3 separate regions of the Homo sapiens genome follow, and regions 2 and 3 are each linked to region 1. Evidence: read pairs that join two places in POLR2A ChIA-PET (ENCODE). Cell type or tissue: GM12878. All regions are shown on one strand. Region 1 has its middle 29 kb from the start of ZFP36L1. Region 2 holds the start of LOC105370547 (a long non-coding RNA gene). Region 3 has its middle 51 kb from the start of ZFP36L1.

Region 1 (4,000 bases):
GCGGGAGCCTGGGCCTGCAGCATAGGAATGTTCACCCACAGCTGCTGAAGCAGCCGCAGCAGCTCCCTCTGCCCCTGACTAAGGGGTGTGCCCAGCGAAGCCACCTGCCCTCACCTCCCCCTTGGCTCCTGCCCCTGACTCCCGCAGTCTGGAGTCCAGCAAGGCAAGGGAACTGACACAGCCCCCAGGGTCACGATGGCTTCCATTCTTTGACATTCACCAGTGTCACTGGCTGAGCTCAGGCTACACGGCCATCTTCTCTTTGAAGCCTCCAAACCAGCTGGTGAAGTCAGTAGCACCCCTGTGTTTTTTATCAAGGTAAGGTTCACATAACATAAAATGAAGCATTTTAAAGTGAACACTTCAGTGGAATTTAGTATATTTACAGGGTTGTGGAACCTCCGCCTCTGTCTAGTTCCAAAACATTTTTATCACCCCAAAAGGAAACCCATACCCACTAAACAGTTGCTCTCCTTTCCCTCCTCCCCCAGGCCCTGGAAACCACCCTCTACTTCCTGTCGCTATGGGGTTGCCTATTCTGGATACTTCACCTATCCAGAGCTTTTGTGTCTGGCTTCTGTCACTTAGCATCATGTTTTCGAGGTTTATCCAGGTTGTAACATGTATTGTTATTACACCTTGGTCTATGGCTAAATAATGTTCCATTGTCTGTAAGCACTCCCATCTTACAGATGAGGAAACAGTCCCGAGGCGCTGAGACTCCCAGCTTGAGTCCACACCGGAGAGACATGGTCCGTGCAAGCCTGCTCCCCAGATGGCCCCATCCTGGCACTGCCGTCTGGGAGGAGGCTGCCCCTGGGGGCATGCTGGTCCCTGAGTGGTGACCTGACCCCTTCTGAGGTTCACTTCTCAGCGCAGGTTCACTTCTCAGCGCAGGTTCACAGGCGAGGGTGCTCTGGCCTCCCAGTCACCCTGATCCAGGCAAGACCATAGCGTGGCCGCAGGGGCCGCCTCCTTGGGGGAATTCCAGCCCCTGGCCAACCACAGACCATAGCACTCCCGGGGGTTGAACCGTTTCTCACAACTGGGTTGTGACAGCTGGGAGGTGCTCAACCCTGGGGGCCAGCCTGGTGGCAGGCCGGGTTGGGAACGCTGTTCCCAGCCAGCTTCCCTAGGCAACATGGCCAGCCCCGTCCAGCAAGTGGACCACTCAGATGGCAGGCATGTACTGAGCACCCACTGTATACCAGCCAGGCACCACGAGGCCTCCAAGGAGCTCCCTTTCTGATGAGGATGAGCCACCCCAGAACAGAAACTGGGTGCTGGGGCCAGGGGCAGGACAGAGGGGTGCTCCGGAGAACAAGCACCAGCACTGAGCCTGGGGAGTTCCCCGCTGGCAGCGCCTGACACAGCCCACACCGGGGATCCCTGGCCTCAGGAAAGCAGGGCTGTCACATCAAGAAGGCCATGACATAAGGGCCCCTACCAACGTCCAGCCTTAGGTGGAGGGCACAGATATGGCAATACACAGGACCCTAGAATGCCTGCCTGGGGATGCCCACCTTGGCCCACTTGATGGCCAGTTGAGACTCAGTGTGCACTGTCCACACACCCTGTTCTGACACTGACTGCCTAGTGTCCAATTATTCTTCCATCTCACTCATTCAGTGCCAGTTACTCTACTGAGCAATAAGGATATAACATTTTAAAAACAAAACAAACATGTTCCTGTCCTCTAGAAGCTTAAAATAGAGCAAACTGAGAAGGAAACTAATAATGACCACCTTGCCAGGGGCAAGGAGACCAGAGGCAGGGCCCTAACCCACGGGCAGCTGCAGCTGGAATATATGAGACAGTGTGTGTGTGCTCACATGTCCACAGCCGAGCTCACCTCCAGACAGTTATGCACCCCTACCGCTCACCCCATCCCACCTCATCCTCACCAAGGCAGGTCTACTCAGTAAGTCAGGCTGAAAACATGAGCCTGGGGAGTTGGGACTTCTTAACTGCCACCCCCACCTGCACCCCATCCAGGATGAAAGAAGCATTATCCAGCAAGGACATGGCCACTGAAAGTGCCACCAAGGACCGGCCAAGGGGAGGGGAAGGGCTCCCTACAGCCCTTCCCCTGCTGGCTGAGTTGAATGGCCAGGGACTTACCCAGGCTGGTACAAAGCCACTGGCCCCAGGGCCATCCCCTTATAACACAGCACTTCCTGGGTGTCAGTGCATGCTGAGTATGTCACGTGTATTTCTTAAACCACTAAGATTTTACCAGTGACTTATCCAAGGTCACCAGGCCAGTGTGTAGAAAATTTGCATTCTGGTGTGAGCCACTCAAAGGTCCACACCCACATTTCTACACATCCCCTAATAAAAGCCAAGGGGCCCACAACGCTCCCCTGTGAACCTCACATGGCTGCCTGTCTAGGGGAAATGAAGGAAATCCCTTCACACGGAGCCCCTGCCCCAGCCGTGCTCCAGTCCCTCTCTTTTCCCCTGCCCTAGCTGACCCCACAGCTAAGCCCACCTTTTGGCATTCAGGGTGCACCTCCTGCCCCAGGGAACTCCCAGATGAGCTGGAGGGAACAGTCTGCACTGGGGCTCTGGGTGGAAGGGAAGAGGATGGGGGCTAACCAGGTCCTGGGCACATAGGGCCTCATGTGGGAAGGAAAATGCTCCCTCAGAGGGTCAGATGCTCTCAACCAGTTCCCACCCCCTGCTGCTGTCACAGAGAACTTCCTTGGCAGAGAGGGGAGAGAGCAAGCTAGATCTTGCTCCAGGTGTCTTGGCTGACCTGAAAACCCCAGGGCGCCCTGAGGGAAAGAAAGCCAGGGAAGGGATGCATGGGAAGCTGGGTGATTATTGCCCTCTATTCCAGGGTTGGGGGTGGGGACCACCTGTCCAGGGAGCATAGCCTAGCTGAGGGGCAGGAATGGGCCCCTGCCTGTCCCAGGGTCAGCCCAGGGTCAGATGGGGCCAACTATAGTCCCCACGGCCAGGACATGGCTGCTGAGAGGCCCGGTGACCACAGCTGTGTTCTCTGGGCTCTGGTTGAAGCACTTTGCATGCATTAATCCTAAAGCCGATCTTTACAGCCTCCCTGAAAGGAAGGTGCATGAGGTCCCTGTTTTACAGATGAAGAAACTAAGGCTCACAGATTGGAGAAATGTGCCCATAGCTAGGTGGCCAGGAAACAGTACAGTCAGGATTCACATCCTTCTGATTCCAAAGGCTTTGCCCTTGACAACTGCTTAGAGCTTTTCTGCTGGCTGTGCCTAGCACCAGGCTGGCACCTCAGATGTTCAGGTATTCACTGGGATGAGGGAGGGAGTGGACAGGTAAGGGGATATGTGAGAGGATATGGGGATGAGTGGGAGGGCAAGTGAGTGTATAAGCGCGCATGGGTGAGTGAGTGGTTGAGCAGTCAGTGGACATGCAGACTAGTAAATGAATGTTGCGGTGGTTAAAGGGTTGACCTAGAGAGAGGAGCAATCGCTGCTCTGTCAAATGGCCTCTGGGAGTGAAGAGGGAATGGGGCTTTTGAGAAATTGGGTGGCCCACTGGGATCTGGCTTACCATGAATAATAGCCCCCAGGTGGTCTCCCCCCCTGGAAAGAACCCTACCCAGAAAGGGACTCTGGAGGCCACAGGGCTTCTGCTTGCCAGGCACACACACATTCCATGACCAAGTAATGGGCTGGCCAGGTCAATCATCTACAGGGCTTTGGGAGCTCCATTGCTTAAGAGGAACCTGGGCCACGTATCGATCTGCCCACCCCTGCTGGGAGGAAAAGAAGAAAAAGAGATCCATTGGTTCTGCCCAAGGTGGAGGTGGGGGTGGGTGGCCAAGAGGCCCCAACTGCTGTCCTGGAAAGGCAAGTAGGCCTGGCCAGGGCAGAACTCCTTTGCACTGGCTGTTGGGCCCTGGGGGTCACTGCCCGGGCCCTGTTTGCCCAAGGGGGTGGGTGCAAGGTGGTGCGGATGTGACTCAGCAAGGGGTCACTGCCATGGACAGGGAAGGCCAATGGGGTAAGGG
Region 2 (4,000 bases), 93 kb before region 1:
ACAGAAAATAAAAACAAATTCAAAGAGCTTTGGGTGTTGAGGGTTGGGGAGGTAGGAGTGCCAGATAAAATATAGGACATCTGGTTAACTTTTCATTTCAGATGAATAATAAGTAATTTCTTTTTTTTAGTTTAAGTATGTCCTATCTATTCTTTGTATACCATATCCTGTATTTTTTAAATGTGTGAGGTTTAAGGTATCTATTTTTAAAAATATCTTTATTGAGATACAACTCACAAATTTAAAAACGTACTCATTTAAAGTGTGATTGTGCCACTGCACTTCAGCCTGAGTTGATCTATTCCCTTCAAAAGCCTGTCCCCAGCATTCCTTTGTCATCTTCATTTTCCTTACAATGGAAACTCCATAGCTCTCTGGGTGTGGTAGCTCACACTTGTAGTCCCAGCTACTTGGGAGGCTGAAGTGGGAGGATCACTTGAGCTCAGGAATTTGAGGCCAGCCTGGGCAATATAGTGAGACCCCATCTCTAAAAAAAAAAAAAAATTCTTAGTTTCCCTTTTCTCCTCTCTCTGCCCTCTTCCCCTTCCCCCTACACTTTGACCTGCATGACTTACTGATGAATGATGAATGGAGAGGGATGGAAATTTTGTTTATCAGCTCTCCCAACACTGCATGCTCTTCCAGGGCAAATGACCGTGCTCACTTGTCTTTAAGTGCTTTTTACCTCCCTGTACATATTCTGGCAACTTCTGTCACTTTGGGGGTGAGGATTTCCCCATGGAAGTTCTGTGTGAGAAATCATGTTTAATGTGTGATTCTGTACAGATGGGTGTGTAGGAAATATGACCGGCATACGCACTGACGTTGACCCATACAAGTCTAGGCATCTGTTAAGTGTTTGGCCCTGTCCAGGAAGTAGCCGGGCCATAAAATCTGATATGGGGAGGAAGCTTGACCATGGGAGGGGCCCCTTCACAATAGATTCTGCAGGGACAGTGGGGGGAGACAGGAATGCTAGCTAGGCTGAGTGTCTGAGCAAATGTGGACAGCCAAAGGGAGCCTTGGCCAAAACTCTTCTCTCCTCTGTCTCCAGGAATTGGAAGTGTCCCACTGAGGTGTCACCGTGAGTCCATCCAAACCTTACTGAATTACTACCTCCATTTTAAGGTGTAAGGTGTTCAGAGAATGTTTGTGACTCAATAGTTCTTAACATTTTAGTTCTTCAATTTTAAGTGTGCCAGCTTATGAAATAAAACACATCTGTTAGCACATTGATTTTGGAAAATTTCCACTGATAGTTGTGAGGGCAGACACAGACGGTGAGATTATAAGATTCTTTTTATTCACAGGGACTTCTTAAAAATCTAGCTTGTTTTCCGTTCTCCTTGATGCCTTGTTCATGACAGGTGCTTGGCAAATATTAGTTGAATGGCTGAATAAATATATGTATGAGTGAAAGGCAGACATCAAAGTCTTCCTGGATGAGGTCAAGAGCAGCCTGGGTAGTGTAGCAAGACCCTGTCTATACCAAAAACTTTAAAAGGCATATCTGTGGTCCTAGCTAGCCTGTGGAGGCTGAGGCTGGAGATTGCTGAAGCCTGGGAGGTTGAGAGGCTACAGTGAGCTGTGATTGCGCCAACGGACGGCAGCCTGGGCAACAGAGTGAGACCCTATCTCAACAAACAAACAAACAAACAAACAAATCAAAAAAATGTTCCCAGATATTTGAGAATGGAATTTGAGATCAGGAAACAGGCCATCGTGTGAAAAGCCCCAGAGCAGTCATAGCTTTGCCACATAGAGTCTTGTGATTGGAACATGTCACTTAAACTCCATGACCTTCAGCTTCTGTGGCTGTAAATGGGAATCACCTCCTGCCATAAGTGGTTTTGAGAATCAAGTGAAATTTCAGATCTGAAAATGCTTTTCTGACTATAGGCTGCTGTATAGATCGAGGATAATCTGATAGCGTTCAAAACCCAGTGCTCACCACCTCCAACCTCGTGATCTTGCTCGAGTTAGTTAATCTACACAAGCCTCGGTTTTTTCATCTACAGAATGAGAATAATAATCACACCAACCTCACTGAATTGTCTTGAAACTTACATGAATTTATATGCACTCGAGAGCACAGAGGTGAGCTCACGTGACTTTCTCTTCCCTGGGTTGCCATCCTCTGCGTATTTTCTTTTTTTTTTTTTTGAGACAGAGTCTCAGTCTGTCGCCCATGCTGCAGTGCAGTGGCACAATCTCAGCTCACTGCAACCTCCGCCTCCCAGGTTCAAGTGATTCTCCTGCCTTCGCCTCCTGAGTAGCTGGGATTACAGGCGTGCACCACCACACCCGGCTAATTTTTCTTTTTTTTTTTTTTTTTGTATTTTTAGTAGAGACAGCGTTTCACTATGTTGGTCACGCTGATCTCGAACTCCTGACCTTGTGATCCGCCTGCCTTAGCCTCCCAAAGTGCTGGGATTACAGGCGTGAGCCACTGCACCCAGCCTCTCTGCATATTTTCTAAGTAGCTTGTTATTCTGCATTGCCCAGACTTGTTTCTCTGCCAACCCACCAGTCAGTAAGTAAATTAATTAGGTGATAAGTGATTCCTTGATCTTTTTATTATTACTATTTGGTTATGATGATTAAAGCAGATGGTCATCTGATTGGGCATAGGTCATGCATGCAAAGCAGCTGCAGTGGTATCTCAGGATTGTTTCCTTATCAGAGACCTGCCATCCAGGTGTTTCCTCATCTTAGGAGCCGCCCTCTAGGTTTCCTCAAATTGTGTCTTTCAGATGAGACCCACCCATCGGAGCCAGGCTTTGAAGGAACTGACCGCAGTGTGCATGAGGAAGTACTTCACGGTGATGACCCTCGCCACCCTCTCAGGAAAACACAGTGACCTCTCCCCCAACATCCCCTTCCCACTCCCAGGTCCCCCGGCAAAGGCAGAAGAACCAAGCAAGCCTTTCCACCAAAGCAGCCATGAACCCCATTCTCATCCTTTCCAAGAACTCTCTGCTATACCAGATAGGGGTTTGGGGTTCTGTTTTCCATTTTTTAAAAAAATCATTTCAAGACTCTTGAACAGTGTGTCGGTTTACACTATTCTATCTTCTTAAGCCACCATATCAACATATTCACTCTGCTTCCTTTCTTTTCATTTGGCAGATGCCACACTTTTAATGGCAGCAATAAAAGGTGTTTCTATCAATGCCAGGTGGGCAGCCCTGACCATCTAAAGCCTCGGAGAGGGTTATACCAAGTCTCCTGTACACCTCCGTGCTAGTGACAACATGTGGGGACCTCTCATCCCAAAGTTTTGGGACAAAGTCTCCCGTCCCTTATCATTTGTTTTCACTGAGGCTAAATGTATCTGTTCAGTACATGGATAGATTTTTAAGCTCCTCTCACAAAGTCTTGTGCTTGAGACAAAATCAGCCCAGGTTCTGCACTTTGTCTATATTTCAGCAGCTCTCCTGCTTGATATTAAAAATAGCCTTGTCTAGTCCATCGAGATCAGACCCAGGAGACAGGCGCCTGCTATTCTAATCTCTGCTTCACAAATAGCTCTCTATGGGCTCAAGCATCTATCAACACTTCCAGGGGTCTCCAGTTATAAAACAGGGCCAGGCCTAGTCACCTATAAAGGTAGGCTCTGCTTAACTCCCCTGAGCTGTCCATGAGGTTAGCATGAGGCCTACAACAATCACATTTCTACCATGGACCAGAGACTTCCAATGGTGACTCAAAACTGAGAAGCAGTTAAGAGCATCCCCCACACTCAGGGTATCCTGCATTTCCCAGGCCAGAACCTACAAAAGGTTCCCTTGAGACTCAAACTCAAGCAGCACTGGTAAACAGGCTGCCCCTCCCCGCTTCTTCCCTCCTCCTGCAAACCACCCCCCATCCCTCACTTTCACCTCCCTTCCTCCCCAAGCCCATCTTGTACTCTGTGAAAAACTGTAGTCCCCTCAGTTGCCAAGGGAACCAAGCCTTTTATTCCATCCGTGACTAGCTGGTTGGGCTGAGGAGTGGGGCA
Region 3 (4,000 bases), 80 kb before region 1:
AACCTCTGCCTCCCATGTTCAAGTGATTCTCCTGCCTCAGCCTCCCAAGTAGCTGGGATTACAGGCATGCACCACCATGCCCAGCTAATTTTGTATTTTTAGTAGAGAAGAGGTTTCTCTATGCTGGTCAGGCTGGTCTCGAACTCCTGACCTCAGGTGATTCGCCCACCTCAGCCTCCCAAAGTGGGATTACAGGCGTGAGCCACCACGCCTGGCCTCAAATGTGCATCTTTAATCGTCTCGACAGAAATATTTCCAGTGATCAATGTGGATCTCACCAAACTGGGAAAGAAGTAGGAAGTATACACATCGAGAGGAAAACAGGAGAAAGCAAGTGGAGGTAGACGTTAGAATTATTCCTGAGTTCCTCTAGAGATGGTAGAAGGGAGGTGGGATTCCAGGGCTAAGTGGTTCCAGGTGGTCCCAGCCTACCAGCTTTCAGCTTTTCATTAGTGTCCCCTTCAAGGCAAGCCCCATCTCTTTCAGAGAGCAAACATTTACATTGATCTAGGGTCGCTGGAGGCCATTTTACCTTGGAAGTATCTGGGAGTTGGGAGCTGATTAAGGGCAATACAGAACAAATAGCTCAGAGATGGTCTGGGAAAGAATGAAGAAAGTAAAATTGATATTTGGGGTGAGGGGTGCAGCTTTTCCTGTGGAAGCAGTGTGCAGTAATCCAGGGCACTATCACTGCTGTGAGTCATCAACTTCTGGGTCTCTGGCTCAGACAATCTTAGAAAGCCAGAGCTGGGGGGTAGGGGTGCCTGTTCCAAGGTCATCTAGTCCAACCCTCGCATTCGAGAGATGTGGAAACTGTTGCAGAGTCCATTTGTGCCCACTGAATATCCATGTGCTTCCCTGAATTTCCCAGCCTTCCTTGCAGTTAGGTGATTAATTCTAGCCAATGATACATGTCACTTCCGGGCCCAAACACTGAAGACAGTATGTGCCTCCCCCATCCCTCTTATCCCCTGCCACTGTGACCAGACAGTCCATGTACCCTAGATGGCATACCTACAAGATGGAAGAGGATCTGTCCATCCTCATCAAAGCAGGAAATACAAAGCTTCACTGTGTGAAGACACTGAAAACTGGGGTCTTATTTGTCACTGCAGCATGGCCTGGCTTAGCCTGACTACTATGGAAATTGAGGCCTAGAGAGGGGAAGTATGGATATGAGTAGCCCTGATAATGTATGTCAGATCCCCGCTCATTCAGGAAAGCAGATCAAAGCAAGTAACATGGTAGGAATTTCTGCTATAGGGTGATGATCATGCAGCATTGACCCTCTTGCTGTCATGCTTTATAATTAACAAAATCTATTCATGACCAGAGTCATATAGTGAGGGAATAAGGGAGTCAAAAAGTAAAATCCAGGACTTCCCCCACACACTGCCTGATTGCCTATGCTTTTAGAATACTGATATCTTTTTAAAAGGTTATAACTCTCTTTTATCCTCCCCTTTCCAAAAAAAAAAAAAAAAAACTGATTGGCATAGGCTTATTTTTTCCCACAGGTTTATTTTCATAGAATATTTATTTCAATATTTAAATTTTGTCTAGAGAAGGTTCCAATAGCCTGGAGATCATTGGAGGTACCCGAGGAGTCATGGGTACCGGGGCTGGGAAACTCCGCCCTTGGGGGGATCCCTGGCTGAGAGAATCCCCTTGGTCGGTCCCCACAGAGGTACAGCACCCACTGTCCCACTCAGACCAGCAAATGAAGAAGTTGGATTAGACCACATCAAAGCAAGATTTCTTCAAAAAAATCCAAATCAGATCCAGGTTCCTCTTCTTGAGACCACAGAGAGTGGGTGAAGGGTGCCTTCTGTGACTGCTTCCTCTTTCAACAAAAAGGGGAATGGCTGTAGGCCTGAGGGTGGCTGTTTATGTCTGGGAGAAGGTGACAAGTTAAAGACCAGGGTTGGGGACTCATGCTCTCTGGGGCTCTGTGATGTCCAAATTGCAGCCTCTACCACAGGGAGCCCCAGCTCTGCTGAGAGGCCCAAGCCCTCTGTAGCCCCAACCCTGGCTGCCCAGCCAGGCCCACCTGATCTGGGATGTCGCCTCTCACCTTCGCCTGCCCTCCCCTCCCTGTCAACACCCAGATGGGGAACCCACCCCTCAGGTCCCATTTCCCCTCTAGCTCCTTCCTCCTGGGAACTCCATGGTCTGACTTCCATCTTTACCTTGATTCTAAAACTATTCCAACCAAGGATGTCACTGAGATGCTATTGCCAAACAGAAAGACCTTAAGTTCAACCAGGCCCCATCACTTGCAAGTTTGTAGCCTTCGTTCGGCAAGTTATTTTCCTTCTCTGGTCTCAGTTTCCTCACCTGTAAAATGAGAATGATAATAATAGGACCTGCCTCATAGGGTTATTGTAAGGACTAAATGAGGTAATGGGAGTAAAGCACTTGTCAAAATGCCTCCTTCACATAGTCTATCATGCGATGAGTATAAGTTAACAATCCTTCATCCAAAAGCCCAGTATTTTTTCTTCTTTTAGGAGGTAATATGGTGCATAGGCTGTCTTTAGTATATGTCCCCCAGTGGGTGCCAAGTCAGGGCCTCACAATCAGACACATTCATGATGCTGCAGTGACCATGTCAACTTTTACTTGGAGGGACTTCAGACTGCAAATAGCCTCTCCAGTTCAGATCAGATTTTGCTGCTAAATGAGATTTGGCACCAAATTGACAAAATGAAGAAACAAACAACAACAACAGCAAAAACAAACAAACAAACAACCCTTTTCGTCCCTGGGATCTTTGGGTTTCAGGCTTGCAGATAGGGAATTATGAGTTTGTGTTAGTATTATTCCTATTTACACAACTAGATTTTCCTGTCACCTAGAACACAGAATGGACTCAATGACTCCTTCCTAGGAAGTCCTGACTCCAGAGGTCTTCCAGACTCTCCTCCACCCTAACTCTCTCCCTTTGGCTCCTACAGCCCTGGAGCCAAGGTAATGCAACCGAAGATAGTTTTATACCAATATCTGCTGCAGAGCCCCATGTACCTTAGTTAATCCTATGAGGGCAAGAATAGCATTTTCTACTTCTCTGATCTTCTTAGTGACAAGTAAAGAGCTGAGTACACAGTCAGTGCTTAATACATGCATCCTACATGAATACTGCTGACCTCTCTATGCCTCTGTTCTAATCTTGGCTCACTTGGTGCTGGAAGAGGTAGCGCAGTGTACAGAAACCATGTAGCTTCTGGGTTCGGCCAAGCCTGAATTTTAGCCTACTCAGGCACCTCACTGCTTGTATGTTTCTGTCTGTCTAGAAGGCTCCACTTCACATCCATAAAATGAACATAGTAACCCACTGTGCAGGGTTTTCCCCAAAAGAAGCCGTCTGTGTAATACACCTTGCACAGGGCCTGGTGCTCACTGGGAAAATGATAGAACTTGAGTCACAGGGTCGTTGTGAGGATTACACGAATGAAAGTTTATGTGGGTCTTAAACGCATGTTCTGCACGGTCAATTTTTTTTTTTTTTTGCTATATTTGAGAGTTATAATTTTGCCCCTTTTTTGTGATAAATATATATAACATAAAATGTGGCCAGGTGTGGTGGCTCACACCTGTAATCCCAGCACTTTGGGAGGCCGAGGCGGGCAGATCATGGGGTCATGAGTTCGAGACCAGCCTGGCCAACGTGGTGAAACTCCATCTCTACTAAAAATACAAAAATCAGCCGGGCGTCGTGGTGGGCACCTGTAATCCCAGCTACTTGGGAGGCTGAGGCAGGAGAATCGCTTGAACCCAGAAGGTGGAGGTTACAGTGAGCCGAGACTGCGCCACCGCACTCCAGCCTGGGCGACAGAGCGAGACTTCACCCCCCGCCCTCCAAGAAAAGTATCATTTACCCATTTTAAGTGCAAGTTCAAAGGCATTAAGGACATTCACACTGTGTGCAACCATCACCACTTTCTATTTTCAGAACTTTTCCATCTTCCCCAACTGAAGTTCCACATCCATTAACCAACAA

What was found. Peaks named below come from ENCODE experiments on the same cell type or tissue, not always from the same donor. Only the 100,000 strongest peaks of a DNase experiment are listed, where the experiment ranks them.
Region 2: POLR2A ChIA-PET joins it to region 1 with 5 read pairs; 4 of 35 experiments call an interaction of 5 or more read pairs at or near these places.
Region 3: POLR2A ChIA-PET joins it to region 1 with 7 read pairs; 2 of 35 experiments call an interaction of 5 or more read pairs at or near these places.

What each region holds. Positions count from the first base shown.
Region 1 is chr14:68,820,227-68,824,226 of GRCh38, forward strand. No RefSeq gene overlaps it. Among named protein-coding and RNA genes, the nearest start is that of ZFP36L1, 29 kb to the left of the region's middle. RefSeq lists enhancers at 804-1,003, 2,314-2,373, 2,954-3,053. In GM12878, no CTCF peak of the experiment used is centred here; DNase peaks (open chromatin) are centred at 945 and 2,145; H3K4me3 peaks cover 1,551 bases; H3K27ac peaks cover 3,087 bases.
Region 2 is chr14:68,727,055-68,731,054 of GRCh38, forward strand. LOC105370547 (a long non-coding RNA gene) reads left to right here and starts at 969. Exons shown (of 4, transcript XR_007064227.1): 1 at 969-1,084; 2 at 2,754-4,000. RefSeq lists an enhancer at 3,682-4,000. In GM12878, no CTCF peak of the experiment used is centred here; no DNase peak of the experiment used is centred here.
Region 3 is chr14:68,740,251-68,744,250 of GRCh38, forward strand. No RefSeq gene overlaps it. Among named protein-coding and RNA genes, the nearest start is that of ZFP36L1, 51 kb to the right of the region's middle. RefSeq lists an enhancer at 1,533-1,582. In GM12878, no CTCF peak of the experiment used is centred here; a DNase peak (open chromatin) is centred at 1,761.